Linked DNA regions of Homo sapiens: region 2 is linked to region 1. A link is a contact called in ENCODE Hi-C or POLR2A ChIA-PET data. All regions are on one chromosome and are shown on one strand. Each heading gives the region's core, a stretch centred on a gene start or an enhancer-like site at or near the end of the contact. The rest is flanking DNA. Distances are from core to core; before and after follow the strand shown.

Region 1 (5,118 bases), core at 662-3,161:
CTGAGTTAACCCAGTCAAATAAATGCCCTAATTCTTGCAAGGCACTGGTTCAGAAACAGCAAGGATTCGGGAATTCCTGGTTTGGAAATGGACATCCACCTTCATCTGGGTCAATATTTTGAGGACGTTTGCTGGGAGCTTCTGGGAATAGTTTCCTGCCATCCTGAGAGAACCATAGGAAAATACTTCCATATATTATTGCCTGTACCTGCTGCTGCCATCTCACTACCAGCCTGTGGATGAGGGCAGCTAAAGCTCAGAAAAACAAGGGAGATGCTGCCAGGGCCACTGGATTAATCAGTCCTGAAACCACGATACCTATTTTTTTTTTTTTCTTTGGAGATGGAGCCTCGCTCTGTCTCCCAGGCTGGAGTGCAATGGCGCAATCTTGGCTCACCGCAACCTCCGCCTCCCAGGCTCAGGCGATTCTCCCACCTCAGCCTCCCAAGCAGCTGGTATTACAGGCATCTGCCACCACGCCTGGCTAATTTTGTATTTCTAGTAGAGACAGGGTTTCACCATGTTGGCCAGGCTGGTCTCGAGCTCCTGACCTCAGGTGATCCGCCCACCTTTGCCTCCCAAAGTGCTGGGATTACAGGCATGAGCCATCACGCCCAGCTGACCCCCTCCATTTTCTTCCCTGACCCCCAGGCTCTAAGGCAGACAGCTACTCCTTCACCTTGTAGCAGCTACCCCACTGCATTATTAATTTTTCATACCTATTTTCTTCTCTAGACCATAAGCAAGGATGCTGTTCCATTCATCCTGGTATTCTGAGTACCTAGCATATTTCAGATACCTGGTAAATGTTAAGTGAATTTGTGTAACTGTCTTATATATATAATGAATCTGCAATACCTCCCTTTTTTCTGAGACAGGGTCTTGGCTCTATTGCCCAGACTCACTGCAGCTTCAACTTCCCAGGCTCAAGAAAATCCTCCCACCTCAGCCTCCCAAGTAGCTGGGACTACAAGCATGCGCCACCACACCCAACTACCCAACTAATTTCTTTGTTTTTTGTACAGATGGTGTCTCACTATGTTGCCCAGGCTGGTCTTGAACTCCTGTGCTCAAGTGATCCTCCCGCCTAGGCCTCCCAAAATGCTGGGATTACAGGCATGAGCCACTGCACCCAGCCTCTGTAATACTCTTGATGGCTAACTGGATATTTCATTCATCATTATATCTAAAGAGCCTAGGATAGTGTCTGACACATAGCTGGTGTCGATAACTGTTTGTAAAAATAAGTTCCTTTTCCCAATCTGGGTGATATTTAATTTATGGCACTGTTAACCTCCTTTCCTCTCTTCTCCCTCTGACCCACAATAGGGCTCTATCTTTGCAGCTCAAACCTGTCTCCTTTTCACGACCACCCCTCATAAGCCAATATCTTGTCTGGCAGCACAGGGCACAATCTGCCACTAGGGCGTTAAGTTTGTGACACTGCCCGCCATTTCGTCCTAGCGGTTTACTTGGGGGTGGAATGTCTGAGAAAACCACAGCTCCCACGGGTCCCCACCTCGGTACAGAAGGGAGTGTCCCTGCTTCTCCCACCCCCACGGCTGACAGGCACCAAACCAGAGCTGGGACTGTCCCTGGCGGTGTCCAGGCCCCACCCTCTCTGTGTGCAGGTGGAAATGAAGGCCTGGGGGCGGGGGGAATGGAGGGAGGCATAAACTTCAAGGTCACACAGCGAACCCCGGTCAGAACGGGCCTAAACGTAGGGTTTCCGCTCGGCTCTCTAGGGAGCTGGGAGCCCAGCCCCCGCCTACCCCCACAGCCGCGACGGAATGAGGTCTCACCGCAGGCCGCTACTGCCCCGCGCTCGCTCACTCCGCTGAGGCTCCGCGCTGCTGGGCCGCTCGCACAGAGCCCGCAGCTGTTGTCCCGGTGTCACTGGCGACGGGCATCGGCCACTTCCGGTACCCGGGCGGCACTCCAGCCAATCGGCGCGCGTCGCACTCCGCTGGAGGAACAGGTGGTCAGCGCACCGACGCCCCCTTGCCTTTTCCGGCTTGCTTTTCGCCGGTTCTAGCCCTAGCCCAAGTTCCACGTCGCCGCCGCCTGCCGAGCCGGCTCCCTGGAACAGCAAAGTGCACCCGTCGATGCCCACTTCAGCCCCGGAATCATTGACGACCTGAGTCCTCCGGGTTTCCTAGAACGGCTCCGGGGATGAACTTCCGCTCCGCGATCTGCCGCTCTGCGCCCTCGTGTCGCTCCCCAAGCATTGCTCTAGGCTCAAGAACTCGAGAATCCGCTTCGCATTCCCGCGGGGACCGTTTGCGCGACCCTTTTAACTCTCCCAACCCGCATCGTTCTTATCCCATCCTTCCTTTCCACAGACTCCGTGGGTCTGATAAGCACAGGGCTGCAGATCCTGGGAACAGGTCTCTCCTCGGCGGGAGCGAAGGGAGACATGCTTTGAGTTCCGGAAGGGCTTGCAGGAGTGACGTTTGGCCTGAAATCTCAAGATTGCGTGGGAATTACCAAGGTTAAGAGTAAAGGCCTAGGTTAAGCTGCCGAGGCCACGGAAACAGCATTCTGCAGCTAGCCTTCCTGGGTTCCCTGAGCAAGCTTGGCCCATTCTCACCTCAGAACCTTTCCTTGTTACTTCCTCTGTAATTTTGCACAGCCAGCTTGTTTTCTTGTTTGTTTGTTTTTTGAGATGGAGTTTCGCTCTTGTTGTCCAGGCTGGAGTGCGATGGCGCCATCTCCGCTCACCGCAACCTCCGCCTCCCGGATTCAAGCGATTCTCCTACTTCAGCCTCCCCGAGTAACTGGGATTACAAGCATGTGCCACCACGCCCGGCTAATTTTGTATTTTAGGTAGAGACGGGTTTTCTCCATTTTGGTCAGGCTGGTCTCGAACTCCCGACCTCAGGTGATCCGGCCGCCTCGGCCTCCCAAAGTGCTGGGATTACAGACATGAGCCACCGCGCCCGGCCTCCAGCTTGTTTTTGTTTGTTTTTTGAGGCGGAGTTTCGCTCTTGTCGCCAAGGCTGGAGTGCAATGGCACGATCTCTGCTCACTGCAACCTCCACCTCCCGGGTTCAAGCGATTCTCCAGCCTCAGCCTCCAGAGTAGCTGGGATTACAAGTGCCAGCCACCACGCCCGGCTAATTTTTGTATTTTTAGTAGAGACGGGGTTTCACCATGTTGGTCAGGCTGGTCTCGAACTTCTGACCTTAGGTCAGACCTTAGGCCCACCTTGGCCTCCCAAAGTGCTGGGATTACAGGCGTGAGCTACCGCGTCCAGCCAGCCAGTTTGTTTTTAGGTGTCAGTTCCAAGATCACCACATTGAAGACTTTCATTCTATATAATGTTGCCTCAGAGTACACTATCCTTCCCAAATATCAGTTACAAAGGACTATGATTAGCCCTGTTTGGGTCTGGTGCTCAACCATGGACCAATCAAGGGGGAAAGGACCGTGTGATTTACCAAGCCTGGTCACCTGCCTTCCCGCAAGGATGACGGCGGGCTTCTGTGTTTGCCTCACCATAATCCTATGAAATAGGGAAAGGAGTGACCACCCTTAGAAGGGAATATTGTGTTTGTATGCCACACACAATCTAGCAGAAAGAAAACTTTCTCTTGAATTCATCATTGCCATTAGGCCCTAGACTCTAGGGTCCATCACTTTAGCCACTCTGGTACTAAAATCCTTAACTCCCTTGCCCTACTGTCTGCAACTGCATGGGAAGTTTGTTAACTCTGATTCAATCAGAATATCTATTTTCCGGCCGGGCGTGGTGGCTCATGCATGTGATCCCAGTACTTTGGGAGGCTGAGGCAGACAGATCACAAGGTCAGGAGTTCGAAACCAGCCTGGCCAAAATGGTGAAACCCATCTCTATTAAAAGTACAAAAATTAGGGCCAGGTGCGGTGGCTCACACCTGTAATCCCAGCACTTTGGGAGGCGAAGGCGGGAGGATCACAAGGTCAGGAGTTCGAGACCAGCCTGGCCAATATGGTGAAACCCTGTCTCTACTAAAAATACAAAAATTAGCCAGGCATGGTGGTGCATGCCTGTAGTCCCAGCTACTCGAGAGGCTGAGGCAGAAGAATCACCTGAACCTGGGAGGCGGAGGTTACAGTGAGCTGAGATCACGCCACTGCACTCTCGCCTGGGCGACAGAGTAAGACTCCATCTCAAAAAAAAAAAAAAAAAACTACAAAAATTAGTCAGATGTGGTGGCTCGCACCCGTAATCCCAGCTACTCGGGAGGCTGAGGCAGGAGAATCGCTTGAACCTGGGAGGCAGAGGTTGCCGTGAGCCAAGATCACGCCACTGCACTCCAGCCTGGGCCACAGAGCGAGATTCTATGTCAAAAAAAAAAAAATCTGTTTTCCTTGCCCATGCGGCTAATGGTGAGTGGGAAAAATATATTTTGTTTAAGAGTCCTAAGGTAATCTTATGGTCTCTGCTTTCCACAGGCCCAGAAATCACTTTCTGTTTCCCTACTCAGCTTGTCTACCATTTTCCACGGTTGCCATTGCAACCTTCCTCACTCTGCTCAAAACTTTCTCCAAGCCGTGATCCAAGAAAAGTCCATTTCCATCAAAATCATTGCAAGCTACATTTATCCCAAGGAAAGACGCCCAGACTACAAAAATATCCTGCCGCAGAACCAAGGGTGGAAGATATTTGGTTTTACTGAGCTTTATCTAGTACACCTGCATTAATGGGTGTCTGCCTCAAGAGCCTAAATCGTGATTCTCAACCTTGACTGTGGGGAAAAGCAAGAGAGATCAGATTGTTACTGTGTCTGTGTAGAAAGAAGTAGACATAGGAGACTCCATTTTGTTCTGTACTAAGAAAAATTCTTCTGCCTTGAGATTCTGTTAATCTATAACCTTACCCCCAACCCCGTGCTCTCTGAAACATGTGCTGTGTCAACTCAGAGTTGAATGGATTAAGGGCGGTGCAAGATGTGCTTTGTTAAACAGATGCCTGAAGGCAGCATGCTCCTTAAGAGTCATCACCACTCCCTAATCTCAAGTACCCAGGGACACAAAAACTGCGGAAGGCCGCAGGGACCTCTGCCTAGGAAAGCCAGGTATTGTCCAAGGTTTCTCCCCATGTGGTAGTCTGAAATATGGCCTCGTGGGAAGGGA
Region 2 (5,118 bases), core at 1,008-3,507, 270 kb after region 1:
TCTGATAATCCTGCTCCACATCTAAAATCGGCCCCTGGACCTTACCATGGCATGGTAGTTGCGATAGAAAGACATGGTCAAGAGACGGTTGAGGTAATTCTCCAGGTATTTCTGAAGTGGAGATGAGAGAGAGAGAGAGACAGATGGGACCGAGCCATTTGCACCTCCAATGCCTTCCCGGAGGACCTGGCATCTGGTCCCACCTGTTTGCTGGCTGCATGTCTGGTGGAGCCCTCAGGACCTGCCCGGGGTAGAGAGGGCATCTCTCTGTTGCCTGCATCTCGGGCTGGAGAATAGGCAACGGCAAATCTGTGGAAAGGATGGATGAAGGTCAGGTAAGAGCTGGGAGGCTGGGTGCTCTGGTTCCTGAAAACACTGGAGATGGGGCTCGGAGGAAAAGAAGAGGCCTGGAGGTGGCCAGGCGTGGTGGCTCACGCCTGGAATCCCAGCACTTGGGGAGGCCGCAGCAGGTGGATCACTTGAGCTCAGGAATTTAAGACCAGCCTGGGCAACACAGCAGCACCCCATCTCTACAAAATATACAAAAATTAGTTGGGTGTGGTGGCTGTGGTCCTAGCTACTCTGGAGGCTGAGACGGGAGGACTGCTTGAGCCCAGGAGGTTGCCATGAGCCAAGATCATACCACTGCACTCTAGCCTGGGTGACAGAGGGAGACCTTGTACAAAACAAAAACAAAAAACAAACAAAAGGCCTAGAGGCTGGCAAAACGGAGGCCCCCTACCCTGGGAATGGAGACTAGAAAAGGGTGAGGCTGCCAAGAGCATTTTGGGCATCCCGCCCAGCTGAGATGCTGGCACAGAACCATGGACAGGGAAAGCTGAGCAGGGAAAGTTTCCTGGTAACTGGGGTCAGGGGAGGCAGCACAGTGGCCAGAGTTGCAGGGAGGAAAGGTTGTGGCCCCGGGGTGAGACAGACAGAAAGGAGGGTGGGGAGCACCTGCCCTCTACAGGAAGCAGTCCGGTCGCCCTCACCGAGCCAGAGGGAGCAGACTCATCAAGACTTTGTGTCTCAGGAGGTCCCGATGCAGCTCCTGAAAATGACGGTATTTCTTCTTGGTTGTCCAGGAAAAGTCGCCGTGAGTCAAGCGGACAGAATACAGAGTGCAGGTTCCCACCTAGGGGTATGAGGAACTGAATGGATGTCCCCTGCGTGGGTCCCCGCCTCCCCACTCTGGCCAGCCCTCCTTTTGCCCCTTCCCTGGGGCCAGCCCAGCCACCTTGGATCCATTCCGGGCCGCCCTCCCTTTCCCCCTCCCTGGGGCCAGTCTGGCCACCTTGGATCCGCTGGTATATCTTTCGGTGCCCACCACCTGGGCTGTGACAGGGACCCCAGGTGCGAACACCAAGGGGTGCACTTTCAGAGACTGAAGCTCATAGATGGCCAGAAACGGGTGCATCCGGTCGGCTGGGAGGAAAGAAAGTCGAGGAGTGTAGACCACAACAGGCCCCAGCCCCCTGGCTCCCGAACGCCTCTCCTCCCTGAGGGCCATCCATCTTCCCTGTGTACCTGGGTCCTCTCCCTCCTTCAGGGTGTCCACCTCATCGGACTCCATCTGGAGCTGGCTGGAGTCCAGTTCGTCCCCAGTGGGGAAGAGGCTCTCAGGGGTCGCCGTCATCCTAGGAACATTGGGAAGCCTCAGGGAGGCGAGCTGTCCTGCAGAACCCGCCCCCCATCCTAACTCCCGCAGGTCCTCCATCTCTTCCAGATCCTCCTCTTCCCCCACGGCCTCCTGACCGCCCGCGGATGACGCCTGACCAGTTTGCAACGCCCCACCGACCCCTTCGAGCCCCCATCCCCTACCTTAGTCCTTCATCCACAATCCCAGTCCCGCCCCCCGCCCCCCGCCCCGTCCCGTAACCAGAGCCCCGGGGAACACCCAGCCAGGCCCGGAAGGCTCCGACCTGGGGCGGCGCAGCAGCTGCGCGGGGAAGCGGCCCTGGGTGGTCCGGAGAGCGCGCGGCTACGGGGCTCACGCCAGGCCAGGCGGGCCGGGGGCAGGGGTCCAGGCGGGAATGAGGAAGTTACGCGATCCCAGCCGGGGGTAGAAATCCCGAAATCTGAGCGTGCGACTGAGTCTGGAGGCCCCGCAGCCCGAGCCCGTTCCGTCCCCGCCCGATTTCCGAGACCCGGGACCCCCGCGCGCCCCTTCCCGGCCCCCTCACCCTGGCAGACGGAGCCAGCGCCCGCGGGGGTTCCGGAGCCAAGAGAGCAGACCGGAGCTGCAGCCGGAGCCCACGCCCCGGCCGAGGCGGGGCCGGCCGAGGCGGGGCCGGGGCTCAGGGCCTGCCCTCGGGGGCGGGGCGGCCCCCGGCCTCACCTCCGCGGGATTCTCGTCTGTCCTGTCCCGCCCCCGCTGCCCTCGGCCCGCCCCGCCGCCCAGTGCGCCACCGAGAGCCCCGGGCAGGGGGCCGCCCTGTGCCCTGCAGGGCCGCGGGGCCGCGTAGCTCTCTCGGTGCGGCGGGTAAGTGCTGCCCGGCGTCGGGGCGTCCCGCGCCGTCGGTCCCAGCGTGCCCGGCCGCTGCCTCCCGGGGCACCCCGCGCTGCGCGCATCCCTCGGGCTCGGCGCCCGCCCCGGGCCCCTCCAGCCGCGGGCGCTGCCTCGGCGCCCGGGGGACGCGCCTCCGCTGCGGGAGCTGCCGGTAGGTGCCCCGCTCCCGGACCCGCTGCGAGCCACATTTGGCCTAGCCCAGATAGCGTTTGTACCTGGAAGGAATGAGGGCGTAAAAGGCCTGAGGGGTGGTGGCTACAAACCCATTAGTGTATGAAAGCGGGCATTCTTTCATTCATTCACCAAACATTTATTGCGCGCTTACTCCGTGCCAGAAATTGAGAGTATGGTAGTAAATAAGATGGTTAGAGAGCCTGCTCAGCTGGAATTGGCAGTCTAGGGGGAAATAAAATTTTTTCGGGTATTAAAATACAAGATATTTCAATCTTTTTTAAAAAGCAGATTTATTTTTCTCTTTTGATATACATGTGGGTTTCTAGTTTTGCCCATTGTTTTAGCTCCTGTAAACATTCCTGTAAGTTTGCGTGGATAGTTTTCCTTTATCTTGGGTAACTAGGGAGTGGAGTTGTTCGATCATATCAGTGTGTGTTTAACTTATAAGAAACTGCCAAACGATTTTTTTCTAAATGGTTTTTCCATTCTAGATTTCCAAAATCAGTGTATGGTGGTTCCAGTTATTCCATGGCATGGCCAACGTTGGATATTGTCAGTCTTTAGCGTTGGCCATTTAATGGGTGTTGTGGGCACATCATTGCAATTTGATTTGCATTTGTCTGGAGATCAATGATATTGACCATGTTTCATGTGCTGATTGGCCATTTGTATGTCTTCTTTTATAAAGTGCCTATTCAGTCTTTTGCTATTTTTTATTTATTTTTATTTTTATTTTTATGAGACGGAGTCTCGCTCTTTTTTTTTCTTTTTTTGAGATGGAGTCTTGCTGTGTTGCCCAGGCTGGAGTGCAGTGGCGCGATCTCGGCTCACTGCAAGCTCCGCCTCCCAGGTTCACGCCATTCTCCTGCCTCAGCCTCCTGAGTAGCTGGGACTACAGGCGTCCGCCACCACGCCCAGCTAATTTTTTTTGTATTTTTAGTAGAAACGGGGTCTCACCGTGTTATCCAGGATGGTCTCGATCTCTTGACCTTGTGATCCGCCCTCCTCGGCCTTCCAAAGTACTGGGATTACAGGCGTGAGCCACCGCGCCCGGCCAGAGTCTCGCTCTTGTTGCCCATGCTGGACTGCAGTGGCGTGATCTCGGCTCACTGCAACCTCCCCCTTCCAGGTTCAAGGGATTTCCGGCTAATTTTTGTATTTTTAGTAGAGACGGGGTTTCACCATGTTGGCCGGGCTGGTCTCAAACTCCAGACCTCAAGTGATCCGCCCTCCTCAGCCTCCCAAAGTGCTGGGATTACAGGCGTGAGCCACCGTTCCCGGCCTTTTGCTAATTTTTTTTTTTGAGACAGAGTTTCGCTGTTATTGCCCAGGCTGGAGTGCAATGGCGCGATCTCGGCTCACTGCAACCTCCGCCTCCCGGGTTCTCTCCTGCCTCAGCCTCCTGAGTAGCTGGGATTACAGGCACCTGCCACCACGCCTAGCTAATTTTTTGTATTTTTAGTAGAGACGGGGTTCCTCCATGTTGGTCAGGCTGGCGTCGAACTCCTGACCTCAAATGATCCGCCCTCCTTGGCCTAAAGTGCTGGGATTACAGGCGTGAGCCACCGCACCCGGTCTTAAACTTATAAAACAGGCAAAAACAACCTATAGTGATGGAAATCAGATCAGTAGTTGCTTGTGGCAGGGTGTAGGGAAAAGATTGCCTGTAAAGGGACACGTGAGGGAACATTCCAGGATGATAAGAATGCCCTGTATTTTGATAGGAGTGGTGATTGCATAGGAGCATACACTTGGTAATACTCATGGAACTGTACGTTAAGATGTGTGCATTACATTGTATGTGCATTTTTGCTTCAATAAAGTTCATTGAAAGAAAAAGAAGGCGGGGCGCGGTGGCTCACACCTGTAATCCCAGCACTTTGGGAGGCCGAGGCGGGCAGATCACGAGGTCAGGAGATCGAGACCATCTTGGCTAACATGGTGAACCCCGTCTCTACTAAAAATACAAAAAATTAGCTGAGTGTGGTGATGCGTACTACTCGGGAGGCTGAGGCAGGAGAATCATTTGAACCAGGGAGTCAGAAATTGCAGTGAGCCGGGACAGTGCCACTACACTCCGGCCTGGTGACAGAGTGAGACTGTCTCAAAAAAAAAAAAAAAAGAAAGAAACATTTCTGTGTAACTCAGGCAGTACCCTGTAATCAGCAACCTAACACTCCCCACGTTGTGGCACCCTCAGGGAATGATGAAACAGCACTTGTGGCTGGGCGCAGTGGCTCACGCTTGGAATCCCAGCACTTTGCGAGGCTGAGGAGGGCAGATCACGAGGTCACGATATCGAGACCATCCTGGCTAACACAGGGAAACCCTGTCTCTATTAAAAATACAAAAAATTAGCCAGGCGTGGTGGCGGGCACCTGTAGTCCCAGCTACTTGGGAGGCTGAGGCAGGAGAATGGCGTGAACCCGGGAGGC

The links. Hi-C counts contacts between places; a loop is a spot of excess contacts on that map. ChIA-PET counts read pairs that join two places held with the same protein, here RNA polymerase II (POLR2A). Pooled maps may share reads with other maps.
Region 2: a pooled map shows a loop between it and region 1 (4-fold over the local background). The contact joins the promoter of PLD2 here to the promoter of ZFP3 in region 1. A Hi-C loop is called at or near these places in 2 of 168 maps with a recorded cell type or tissue (dorsolateral prefrontal cortex and mammary epithelial cell) and 6 of 50 pooled maps. POLR2A ChIA-PET finds 5 or more read pairs at or near these places in 2 of 52 experiments (activated CD4-positive, alpha-beta T cell and naive thymus-derived CD8-positive, alpha-beta T cell).

Annotation. Positions count from the first base shown.
Region 1 is chr17:5,075,260-5,080,377 of GRCh38, reverse strand. It overlaps ZFP3 (ZFP3 zinc finger protein), which reads right to left and starts at 1,911. Exons shown (of 2, transcript NM_153018.3): 1 at 1,803-1,911. ZFP3-DT (ZFP3 divergent transcript) reads left to right here and starts at 2,265. Exons shown (of 2, transcript NR_186458.1): 1 at 2,265-2,491; 2 at 4,438-4,700. RefSeq lists enhancers at 2,135-2,204, 1,572-2,443.
Region 2 is chr17:4,804,291-4,809,408 of GRCh38, reverse strand. It overlaps PLD2 (phospholipase D2), which reads right to left and starts at 2,257. Exons shown (of 25, transcript NM_002663.5): 1 at 2,184-2,257; 2 at 1,528-1,637; 3 at 1,295-1,425; 4 at 993-1,135; 5 at 204-309; 6 at 46-111. The coding sequence starts at 1,636. It also overlaps a transcript of C17orf114 not described here. RefSeq lists an enhancer at 322-1,521 and a silencer at 1,917-2,706.